2 separate regions of the Homo sapiens genome follow, and region 2 is linked to region 1. A link is a contact called in ENCODE Hi-C or POLR2A ChIA-PET data. All regions are on one chromosome and are shown on one strand. Each heading gives the region's core, a stretch centred on a gene start or an enhancer-like site at or near the end of the contact. The rest is flanking DNA. Distances are from core to core; before and after follow the strand shown.

Region 1 (5,206 bases), core at 2,564-5,063:
GCCAGAAAGGCAGTGGACTACAAGTGGACATGATTCCTATGCTCAGAACTAAGTTTTTTGTTTTTTTTTCTTTTGGAGACAGAGTCTCGCTCTGTTGCCCAGGCTGGAGTACAGTGGCGCCATCTCGGCTCACTGTAAGCTCCGCCTCCTGGGTTCATGCCATTCTCCAGCCTCAGCTGCCCAATTAGCTGGGACTACAGTCACCCACCACCACGCCCCACTAATTTTTTTGTATTTTTAGTAGAGACGGGGTTTCACTGTGTTAGCCAGGATGGTCTCGATCTCCTGACCTCGTGACCCACCCGCCTCGGCCTCCCAAAGTGCTGGGATTACAGGCGTGAGCCACCACGCCCGGCCAGAACTAAGTTGTTTTAACAAAGTGAAGTATACGTACTTGTGTAGAATTTTCACTGTACAGAGTAAGACTGAAAAGAAGCCCCCGACCTGAAAAGACATTAATCCTTTTTTATCTGGCTAACACTGAAATTAACTTGCTTTATAACCAATGGGTGATAGTCCCTAGTGAGGCTGAGGTCTCAGAGATGTGGGGGAAGGCAGATGAAGCCAAGCTCTGCACCTTTACTTGGGAATTTGAGAAGGAAAGATTTGTCTCAAGTTACTGTGGATTCAAAATTCTCAACACAGAAGGTGGGGTTTCCAGTGAGATGTTTTGAGTGGGAGGTATGTCACTCTATTCCCTTGCTCAGCTAAAGGTAGGTGATTTTAAAAATGGCTTTATTTGTGGGGGAGGTGGGATATTTGAAAGAAGAGGGAAGAAGATACTTTTAGTGAAAGATTAGGCTGAATTGGTGGCAGTGGATCTTGGGGAAGCACGGTTGGGGAGAGAAGCACAGATGGAAGGAAACTCGGGAGATATTTTTGGCTCCTTCTGTCTGTCTTCTTAGCTGTTTATCTCCTTTTGTTATTTGCCCCTTTCCTGTTCTGAGTCTCTTCTTATTGGTGGGTTTCCTGCTGATAGCAGGCTTGCTAATTCTAGAACAAATCTAGACAATCTATGTTATAATATAGCCCAAGACCCAATTCTTTCCAATTTTTAGGATGTCTCCAAGCTTTCAGGAGAGGTTTATAAAAACCTTAGCTTTAAATAAACTATTAATACATGCAACAACATGAATGGAGATCGAATAATTATGCTGAGTGAAAGAAGTCAACCCCAAATAGTACATACTGTATCATTCCATTTATACAAAACTCTAGAAAATGCAAACTCACCTGTAGTAATAGAAAGCAGATGGGTGGTTGCCTGAGAAGTGAAGAGGCTGGGAGGAGGAGGGGCTGAGAAAGGGAGGGGCTCACACAGAGGTGATAAACATGTTCACTATCTTGATTGCAGTGATGGTCTCATGGGTATATACATAACCAAACTCACCAAATTGTACACTTCAAATATGGGCAATATTCTATGTCGATTATACCTCTATAAAGCTATTAAAATAACATTAGCTTCAGAGCATCAGCTATTTACACATGGGTCAAGGCAAGGAGAAGAGAATAGCCAAGTGGTCGTAAGGCCGTGTGGTAAGATCGGTGATGGAGCAACTGTGCAGAGACAGGACCTGTGTAGCTTTGTGGGGATGGAGGGTCAAGTTATACCTGCCCCATGCCTGTGATTAGAGAGTGACCTCCCGCCCTCTTGCTGACCACATAGCTGTTCCCCTTGTTCAGTTCCACACTTTGCAAGGAACAAGGGGGAGAAATTCATAAGCAAGAAAGCAGTATTCGTTCGACTGGAACCAGTGACTTTTCTGGCCTGTTTCCTTTTATTTGGCTAGTCCACACTCACACTCCACATACATCTGAGACAGAGAAGGGGCCAGAGGTGCTGGACCCCTAATGTGGCCCTTCACTTTTGCTGCCTCTGGTGCTCATACTTTGAGAAATGGGGAAAATGGAAGCTAATCTCTGAAATTCTTAATCTCACTGCATGGACCCTAAGTAGAAAAATATGGGCATAGATATTGTATAATCTAAAACTTTTTCAATGATTGCTAAAATACTTATTGAGTATGTATATATACTATGTGCCAAGCAAGATCCGTGCTTATAATTGGTAATAAAATGGTGAATGAGATGGAAATTGTCTCTCATAGTAGAGAGATGACAGCCAGGTGGGTACAGTAAGGACTGTCTGTATTGATAGTGGGCTATGGAAGAACAGAGAAGACACCCCAGATTTGGGGTTAGGGGAATCTTCTTAGGGTGAGATGAGAAAACATTTGAATTCCTCTTTATGAAAATATGGAGGACAACATTTTACAAGGAGGTAACTGAGTGCCCCAAAACACAAGATTCTGGAATACAGACACGGAGAAGGGTGGAACAAAAAGGATTCTGAGGCTGCAGCGAGGTCCTGGGAGAACAGTGCCCTAAGTCACAGCTGATCAGAGGCACCGGATGGAATGACATAAGGACAACATCACCACAGCACACCCTGCTGGGCTGTGGGAGCACCTGCTGGATGTGGTGACAGGCGGTACAAACATCCCCGTGGGGCCAGGCACGGTGGCTCGTGCTATAATCCCAGTACTTTGGGAGGCTGAGGTGGGAGGACTGCTAAGCCCAGGGGTTTGAGAAGCCTGGGCGGCATAGGGAGACCCATCTCTACAAATAATAATAACAACAACAACAACAATAAATTAGCCAGGTGTGAGGGTGCATGCCTGTAGTCCCTGCTACTCGGGAGGCTGAGGTGGGAGGACGACTTGAGCCTGAGAGGTCAAGGCTCAAACTGCTGCATTTCAGCCTGGACAACAGAGTGAGACTTTGTCTCAAAAAAATAAACCCTGTGCAATGGGTCTGAGGACCCAGTGACAAGGAAGTGACTACACGGAGACACGAACCACTTTCCCTTTTCACTTGTGGAACCGTGAAAAAAATCTAAGGCGGCTGGTACGGTGGCTCACGCCTGTAATCCCTGCACTTTGGGAGGGCAAGGAAGGTGGATCACTTGAAGTTAGGAGTTTGAGACCAGCCTCACCAACATGGTAAAACCCTGTTTACTAAAAATACAAAAGTTAGCTGGGCGTGGTGGCGGGTGCCTGTAATCCCAGCTACATGGAAGGCTGAGGCAAGAGAATCTCTTGAACCCGGGAAACGGAGTTTGCAGTGAACTGAGATTGCTCCACTGCACTCCAGCCTGGGTGACAGAGTGAGATTCTGTCTCAGAAAAAAAAAAAAAAATGTAAGGAAAAACAAGGGAATGTGGGCAAGATAGCCAATCAACTGCTAACACAGACCTAGACTCAAAAGGAAGAAAAAATCACAACTCAGCTGGATTTGTGATTCACAAAAAGTTGAGCCAGTAAAATGTATTCTCCAGAGTCCATGCCTGAAGTATAACTACAGTTCACAGAAATAATCATTCCGCGCACTCAGAAGGGCTTTCGTTGGGAGATGGTGGGCAAAGACGTCACTCTCGCTTTTCCAATGCTAACATGGCTTTCTGTGATGTCCAGGGCTCTCAGCCTGATCCAGGTAGGCTGCTTCGGCTGCCCGGAAGGGCGGGTGTTTTACAGTTTTCCACAAACTGCTGCTTCTCTTATCAGCATGGTCACTCTCTAGCTAATGAAAAACATCTCTCTGGTCCAAACATGACCTTGAGGTTTATCTAAATTGTTTGTTGCTCAGCAGAACAACATGTATCAGAAGTGAAATATATGCCAAAAGACACTTCTCATGCACCATTTATCTTTTCTGTAATTGATTCTCATGCAGGACAAATGCCCTGTGGGGATTCACAGAGGACTTAACACACTCTGCCATTATGATGACATCATCTCACAGAAGGCGGCCCTTCTGGAGGCCTGATAGATGACATGCTCTTTTTTCTAAGTGCTGCTCACAGCACTGAATTTAACTATGGGATTACAAGGAGCAACTGCTCCTATCACGCGTCCCCCACTTTGTTTTCTGACTGCACTGTCCAGCTAGCCCCACACTCCAATCAAAATGAAATTATTTCAAAATCCATACCCAATGGATTAGTCTTGCCAAAAGAAAGTCTGTAACAATACATATCCATCGACTTTCAGTTTGGGTCGGTGTTGAGATTTATTGTCTCTAGGCAAATATTGAGCTGGGTGAAGTTTCGGTCAGTTACATCCTTCTCAGTCAATAAATCTAAGTGTTGACTTTGGGAGGAGTCAGCGGCCATCACTCTGTGGCTTGTGAGCAGGCATTTGTGTAAACGGGTGCGTTTTAAGACTGTGAAGGTGACGCAGAGCCACAAAACCTAGTTCAAAACTTCCAGGACCCATGGGTTTCAGAGAGAGCACTTAAAGATGTACAATAAAACCTCCGAACCACGTGGCCAGAGGATGCTCCTGAATGTCACAAAGGTAGAACAGGCAACAGCCTGACTTTGAAGAATAGCCTAGGAAGAACAGGTCTCTATTGATAAAAACCATTACTGCAGTTATATATCATGATAATATTAATTACATAATCATTGAAATGGCCCTCCCGGATGTCATCCTCTGACCTGAGGGCTGAGCCACACAAGGCAGTTTAGCAGTAATTGGTAGTTTCTCTAGATGTGTTAAATGGAAGGGTGGGCAGCTAAACCCTGTCGCCAAGACTGGGTCTTAAAGCAGGCAGGCGGGCCTTGAGAGATGCTGTCAAGACTATTATACTGGCTGGGCATCACGGGTTCATTGCCAACTGCAAGAACATCACTCAGCTAAGCATATTTGTTTCTTGAAGCGGAAGCACACTGTTTTAGCCCTGAAATTGCATTAAAGATTCTTTTCAAGTTATGAAGAGGAAAAGGGAAAAGAAACATACTGCCAAAACATGCAGAGATTCTCAGCAGAGCCAATATATATTCTGTGTTAGTCAGGATGGGCTAGGCTTTTCTGCAGTAACAAATCTCCAAATCTTAGGGGCTGCATACTGCCTATTTCTCATTCATGTTACAGTCTGGCATAATTTGAGTGGCTTTCCTTGGTGGACTCCTTCACTCAGTGACTCAGGGATCAAAGCTCCTTCAATCTTACATTCCTACCATCTTAAACATATGGACTTCAAGTTGGTCACTGAAGAGAAAGAACTGGAGGATCACATAGTTTTGTTTGTTTGTGTGTGTGTTTTTAAGAAAAGTGGCTGGGTGTGGTGGCTTATGCCTGCAATCCTAGCAATTTGGGAGGCCAAGGTGGGTGAATTGCCTGAGCTCAGGAGTTTGAGACCA
Region 2 (6,022 bases), core at 1,165-3,664, 46 kb before region 1:
GGCACAATCTTGGATCACTGCAATGTCTGCCTCCTGGATTCAAGCAATCCTCCCACCTCAGCCTCCTGAGTAGCTGGGACTAGAGGCACATGCCACCTCGCCTGGCTAATTTTTGTATTTTTAGTAGAGATGGGGTTTCACCATATTGCCCAGGCTAGTCTCAAACTCTGGGGCTCAAGTGATCCACCTGCCTCAGACTCCCAAAGTGCTGGGATTACAGGTGTGAGCCACCGCACCCAGCCAACAACTCTTTCTTTCCTTTTCCCTCCCTCCCTTCCTTCCTTTGTTTTTATTTCATAATTGTAAACTGAACTCTGCAATCCAGCTAGGCATGGAAGGGAATAAGGAAAACATAGACCCAAAGGGAACTGCAGCGAGAACACAAAGATTCTAGGATACTGCAAGTAAATGGGGTGGAGGGTGCTCTCCTGAGCTACAGAAGGAATGGTCTGGTAGTTTAGATAAAACAGAAGTCATACTTAGAGTTGTCCACAGTCAGCAGTGGTGATCTTCTTGCTGGTCCCGCCGTTCCTGGACCCAAAGCGCTCCATGGCCTCCACAATATCCATGTCTTCTTTCACCTTGCCAAAGACCACATGCTTGCCATCCAACCACTCATTCTTTTTTTTTTTTTTTTTTTTTTTTGAGAAAGAGCCTATCTCTGTCACCAGGCTGGAGTGCAGTGGTGTGATCTCACTTCACTGCAACCTCTGCCTCCCGGGCTCCCTCGCTGGGCTTCCCCTGCAGAGTCACGACTGCTCCCTGGGCCAGGCTTCCCTGGGGGCCCTCCGAGCTCAGCCAGCCAGGCTCTCAGGCCCGACACCTGCCTCGGCCAGGCCCCAACCCCAGGGGCAGGCGGCCCCTCCTGGCTTCTCCTGTAGGGTACCTTCTTATCCCCCATCCCCCCAGGAAATGGCGCTCCCTCAGCCATGTGGCACTTCTGGGCTCCTGACCTAGGCCATGGGGAGGTCTGGGGATTCTCCTGCCTCAGCCTCCCGAGTAGCTGGGACTACAGGCATGCGTCACCATGCCCGGCTAATTTTTCGTATTTTTAGTAGAGACGGGGTTTCGCCATGTTGGCCAGGCTGGTCTTGAACTCGTGATCTCAGGATCCTCCCGCCTTGGGCTCCCAAAGTGCTGGGATTATAGGCGTGAGCCACCGTGCCGGGCCACATACAACCATTCAGTCTTGGCAGTGTAGATGATAAATGGAACCATTTTTGTTGGGTCCAGCATTTGCCATGGACAGGATGCCAGGAACTCTATGCCTCAGGATGAAGTTTTCCTCATCAAATTTCTCCCCATAGATGGACTTGCCACCAGTGCCATTATGGCTTGTGAAGTTACCACCCTGACACATAAACCCTGGAATAATTCAGTGAGAAAAGGAACCCTTACAACCAAATCCTTTCTCTCCAGTGCTCAGGAGTGAAAGTTTTCTGCCGTCTTTGGAATCTTGTCTGCAAACAGCTCGAAGGGGATGTGGCCCAAGGGCTTGCCGTTGACAATGATGTTGAAACACACGATGGGGTTGATCATGGCTGGTAGTATGGGGCTCCTGGTGGCGGCAGCAGTGTCTGCAAAGCACAACTTTTTTTTACTCAGACTTTTTGGAGGCCTTTTTTTTTTGAGATAGGGTCTTGCTTAGTTGCTCAGGCTGGAGTGCAAGGGCAGCGTGACCATGGCTCATTGCAGCTTCAACCTCCTAGGCACAAGTGATTCTCCCACCTCAGCCTCTTGAGTCGCTGGGACTACAAGCATGTGCCAGCTAATTTTTGTATTTTTTGTAGAGACGGGCGTCTGTCTGTGTTACCCAGGCTGGTCTCAAACTCCTGGACTCAAGTGATCCACCTGCTTTGGACTCCCAAAGTGCTGGGATTACAGGTGTGCATGGCCTTCTGAGGCTTCAGTGTGCTAGGAAAGCAGGGTTTGAGTTTCCAAGCTCACGTGACTGCTTTTGCGGGGTGTCTCATTTAGACTACAAGTGGCTCTCAGAGTGTCCCGGTCACACTTCCCTTTCCCATCTTGTAATTATATCACCAACAGAGATCTGCATAGCATGGATAGATGGTCAGTGCTTTCATAGGATCAAAAGAGTCTGCATACTTAGTAACTGATGTTTTCATGTACCCCTGTTTAGTAAACAGATGGGCTCATTTAGGCAAGCAATTTAAGAGCTTTTCATTCATGCCTGGAGGGCCAAAGAAAGGAGGTTCTTCAACATTGGATTTGTTTTTTTCAGCATTCTAACATCCACTGCTTATTGGTAGCCGACTTGAGAAAGTTTCGCTATTGATGACTACAGTTTAGGAAACATCTATTTTCAATCTTTTGCGCCTTCAGGGCCATTTCACTTTTGGCCACCAGATGGCAGAGCACGGTCGTGCTTCGTGCTTGGGTTTTCTCTGTGGTGGGTTTATGTTGCGCGCTGACACAGGAGTAGCCGAAGCCTTGAGCCTCTGAGCAACAGCTGTGTTCTTGGAACACGTAGGACATTGGATTCTATCTTGTTTTAATGATTCCTGGACTTATTTCTTACTATGTCAGTTCTTAGGACAGTATAACTGAGCCAGAAACAGGACTTTTATAAAAAGTGCTTCATTTTTCCTGAATGAGTTGTCGGCTCCTGCTACTGACTTGCTGACATTTGCTGTTTGGAGGTCAGTTTTCTGATTGCATAACAAGTAAATTTTTTTTTTTTTTTAGTTGGAAAGAGTAAGTGAAGAAATTTGTCAGATTTTATGTTTGGGTACAGGGTCTCATTCTGTTGCCCAGGCAGTGGCGTGATCATAGCTCATTGTAATCTCAACCTCCTGTTCTCAAACATGATCCTCCCAAGTAGCTGGGACTGCAGACGTGCACCACCACTGCTGGCTAATTTTTGAAAAATTAAAACTCCTTCCATTCAGATTGCTCGCTTTGACACTGTGCAAAGCCCTAAAGGGCCTGACAACACCTCTATGTTTTAAATTCGGATCTCAAGAACAAGGATGTGATTAAAGATCTGTATGGATGCGGGATGATTTCTGCTTTTCTAGTCCAAGGCAAGATCCTCTTTTGCGAAGGAGGTGAGGATGAAGATACAAGTAAGATTCAGGAGAGATAGGGCCCCGAGGGAAGGAAGAGGGGCCAGGACAGCAAACAGTAATCTCCCCTGGGTGGTTTGGCTGGGGAACTTCTTATTATGGACCTACGAGGAGGCACGCAGTTCTGAAGAGGCCTGACCCCCACCCCCCCAAGCTTTTTTTTGAGGTAGGGTTGCACTCTGTCACCCAGGCTGGAGTGCAGTGGCATGAACATGGCTCAACCCAGCCTCAACCTTCTGGGCTCAGGTGATCCTCCCACCTCAGCCTCCTGAGTAGCTGGGACCACAGACGTGAACCACCACGCCCAGCTAATTTTTCTATTTTTTTGTAGAGATAGGGTTTTGCCATGTTGCCAAGGCTGGTCTGGAACTCCTGGGCTTAAGCAATCCTCCCACTCCAGCCTCCCAAAGTGCTGGGATTACAGGCGTGAGCCACTGTGCCTGGCCTCTAAAACCCTTTGAAATGAAGAAAATTTAAATAGTAGTATGTTTGCAGCTGGTTTGGCAGACATTCTCCTCAAACTGGTTCTTGAGGATTGGAAATGGGAAGACAAATGAAGGAAGAACAGATCTTCATTTCTTCTCACCATCCTTCTATCCCTGTGCCCAGCACTGAGATTTGGGTGAAGACTGTCCTCTTTTTCTCTCTACCCACATGTGGAAATTCTAGCACACTGCGGTTCATTAGGTGCTCTGTGATAGCGGCTGGAAGGTGAGATGAGTGCTTGTTCACCACCTCCTGCCATGTCCTCTCTTAACATCTAAAGAACAGCCCGTGGGGAGGAATCGGCATGTAAGAAGTCCTGGCTTGGGCTCCAGCAGGCATGCCACTGAGCATGTTATTCTAGGAAAGAACAGGGCGGCCAGGGCTGTCCATGGTGTGATGGTCTGTGTCAGTGTGGTTTGAGTCTGGGGCATGTTCCCAGCATCTGCCCCTTCCAGCTCCCAGAAGTGGCCCTTCCCTGCCAGGATGGTGCTCGGAGGGGCCGCTGCCACCTCCTGCACCAAACCTGCCCTCAGCTTGTCTTTAGCTTCCCCATCTCACTGGGAGGGCCCCGGAGTTCACTGTATTGTCTGCCCTTGAGTCTTCAAGTTTCCATCCCCCTGGGGGCAACGAAGAAGCCACATCCTGTAACTTAGGGGCTGTGCCTGTGTTCTCACTGGGAACACAGCCATCCCCACTGCAGTCAGGGGCCAAGGGCGCATGAGAGCATCTTGTTTAGTATGAGCCCTGGGGTGAGATGTTGGAAGGATGGACGAGATGCCCTTTCCCAAGGTCTTTTCCTTTCCTATCATTCTAAATTTCCGCTGTGTTTTGAGACCCTTGAATTGTAGAGGCCACAAAAGTGAAAAACATGACAATTATTTATTGTCACTATTGCCATCTGTCTGATTCTCTGCTGGCACCCAAGGCCGCTCATCAATCTCTATGAACATCAAACAGATTACCACTGTTTAAGACAAAAGAAACGCTTTCATGAAAGATTATAAAAAGATGCAACTGGTGGGAGCCACCTCACTGGGACCCCACACCCTCAAGGGGACTGGCATAAAGCAAGCTGTCCCCAAAAGCACATCGGGGTGAGTGTTGAGCTCGAACATGGCTCCCGGGAAAGATGGGGTTTTTCTTTTCCCCGGCGTTTGTCTTTGTGTAGACATACCCACTTTGCTTCCTGACACCTTGTCTGGTCCTGCAAGATACCTTGGTTATACTTCTCCCAACATCAGAGAATTTTTAAAAGCTTAGTTGAAAGAATCATAATAAAAATCTATAAGCGCTGGGCTTTTATGTATTTCACTTTTATTGAATTCCTTCTAGTATAAAAGTAGCCTATTTTGTAGTATTCAGTGTAACGCCTATCTGCAGATAGAATACACTGAGTGGGGGCTGAGAGGCAGAGGCTGGTAGGAAGAGAATGGGCCAAGCTGGTTGGGGGTGGTGGCATCATCACATTCCAAGTCAAGGCCACTCCCAAATCTCTCATTTCCTTCTTTGCTTCCTTTTTGTGTTTATGTTTGTCTTTCTTTTTTTTTTTTTTTCCTTTAGAGACAGAGTCTCGCTCTGTCACCCAGGCTGGAGTGCAGTGGCACGATCTCGGCTCACTGCAATCTCCACTTCCCAGGTTCAAGCAATTCTCCTGCCTCAGCCTCCCAAGTAGCTGGGACTATAGGCACACGCCACCACGCCCATCTAATTTTTGTGTTTTTAGTAGAGATGGGGTTTCACCATATTGGTCAGGCTGGTCTTGAACTCTTGACCTTGTGATCTGCCCGCCTTGGCCACCCAAAGTGCTGGGATTACAGGCATGAGCCACCATGCCTGGCCGCGTTTATGTTTTTCTATAGGTTGGGTGATTTTCTAATCTAGCTGAAGGATGTCTCCTACATTTCATTTTTTTTTTTTTTGGCGTCACCTTGGGTTAATGATCAAGTAAATGACAAGAAAAGAGCACAGAACTAACAGCATCAAAACAGCTTTGTTTGGTGCTTTTGGATAAAACCCTCATTTCTTCCTAGTTTTATTCAGAAATCCAGGTGTGGAATCAAATTGTGCATGCATGTCAGCTCATAGCCTATTTTCAGTGTAACTTCCTGTGCTGTCTCAACGGGAAGAGATTTCACAGTAGTTGCTTCATCTCCCAGTCCAGCTTCCTCGTGTCTCTCAAATTCCTCTTCTCCAGCACTTTATCTACTATTGGTATAGCTGTGTTACCTTGGGTGCTGGGAGGTGCTTCACCGTGTCACTCAGGGTGAGTGACAAGCGTGGCAGCCTTGGCTGTGGGTGTCTGTGAGTCACTCTGCAGGCTGGATGTAGAGTGCGACATCCACTCCCTCACATCCACTCCCGCCAGGCCAGGCATGGGCCTCATCCTGCCACAGAGGGCAGGAGCATGTGATGAGGCTGGGGATGGGCGGGTCACCCTGCCCCACCTTCAG

What was found. A loop is a pair of places that touch in the nucleus more often than their neighbours do. ChIA-PET counts read pairs that join two places held with the same protein, here RNA polymerase II (POLR2A). Pooled maps may share reads with other maps.
Region 2: a loop to region 1 is called in a map of HepG2, with 12 times the contacts of the local background. The contact joins two enhancer-like sites. A Hi-C loop is called at or near these places in 11 of 168 maps with a recorded cell type or tissue (Caco-2, Calu3, HCT116 and 7 more), 14 of 37 single-sample maps with no recorded cell type and 14 of 50 pooled maps. POLR2A ChIA-PET finds 5 or more read pairs at or near these places in 3 of 52 experiments (BJ, OCI-LY7 and activated naive CD4-positive, alpha-beta T cell).

What each region holds. Positions count from the first base shown.
Region 1 is chr2:205,901,183-205,906,388 of GRCh38, reverse strand. No RefSeq gene overlaps it. Among named protein-coding and RNA genes, the nearest start is that of INO80D-AS1, 180 kb to the left of the region's middle. Within about 2 kb of position 3,813, at least 5 of the 41 ENCODE cell types and tissues checked have a DNase peak (open chromatin) inside an H3K27ac peak, as active enhancers do.
Region 2 is chr2:205,944,608-205,950,629 of GRCh38, reverse strand. It overlaps the pseudogene PPIAP68. Among named protein-coding and RNA genes, the nearest start is that of INO80D-AS1, 140 kb to the left of the region's middle. RefSeq lists enhancers at 3,568-4,067, 5,539-6,022. Within about 2 kb of position 2,414, at least 6 of the 41 ENCODE cell types and tissues checked have a DNase peak (open chromatin) inside an H3K27ac peak, as active enhancers do.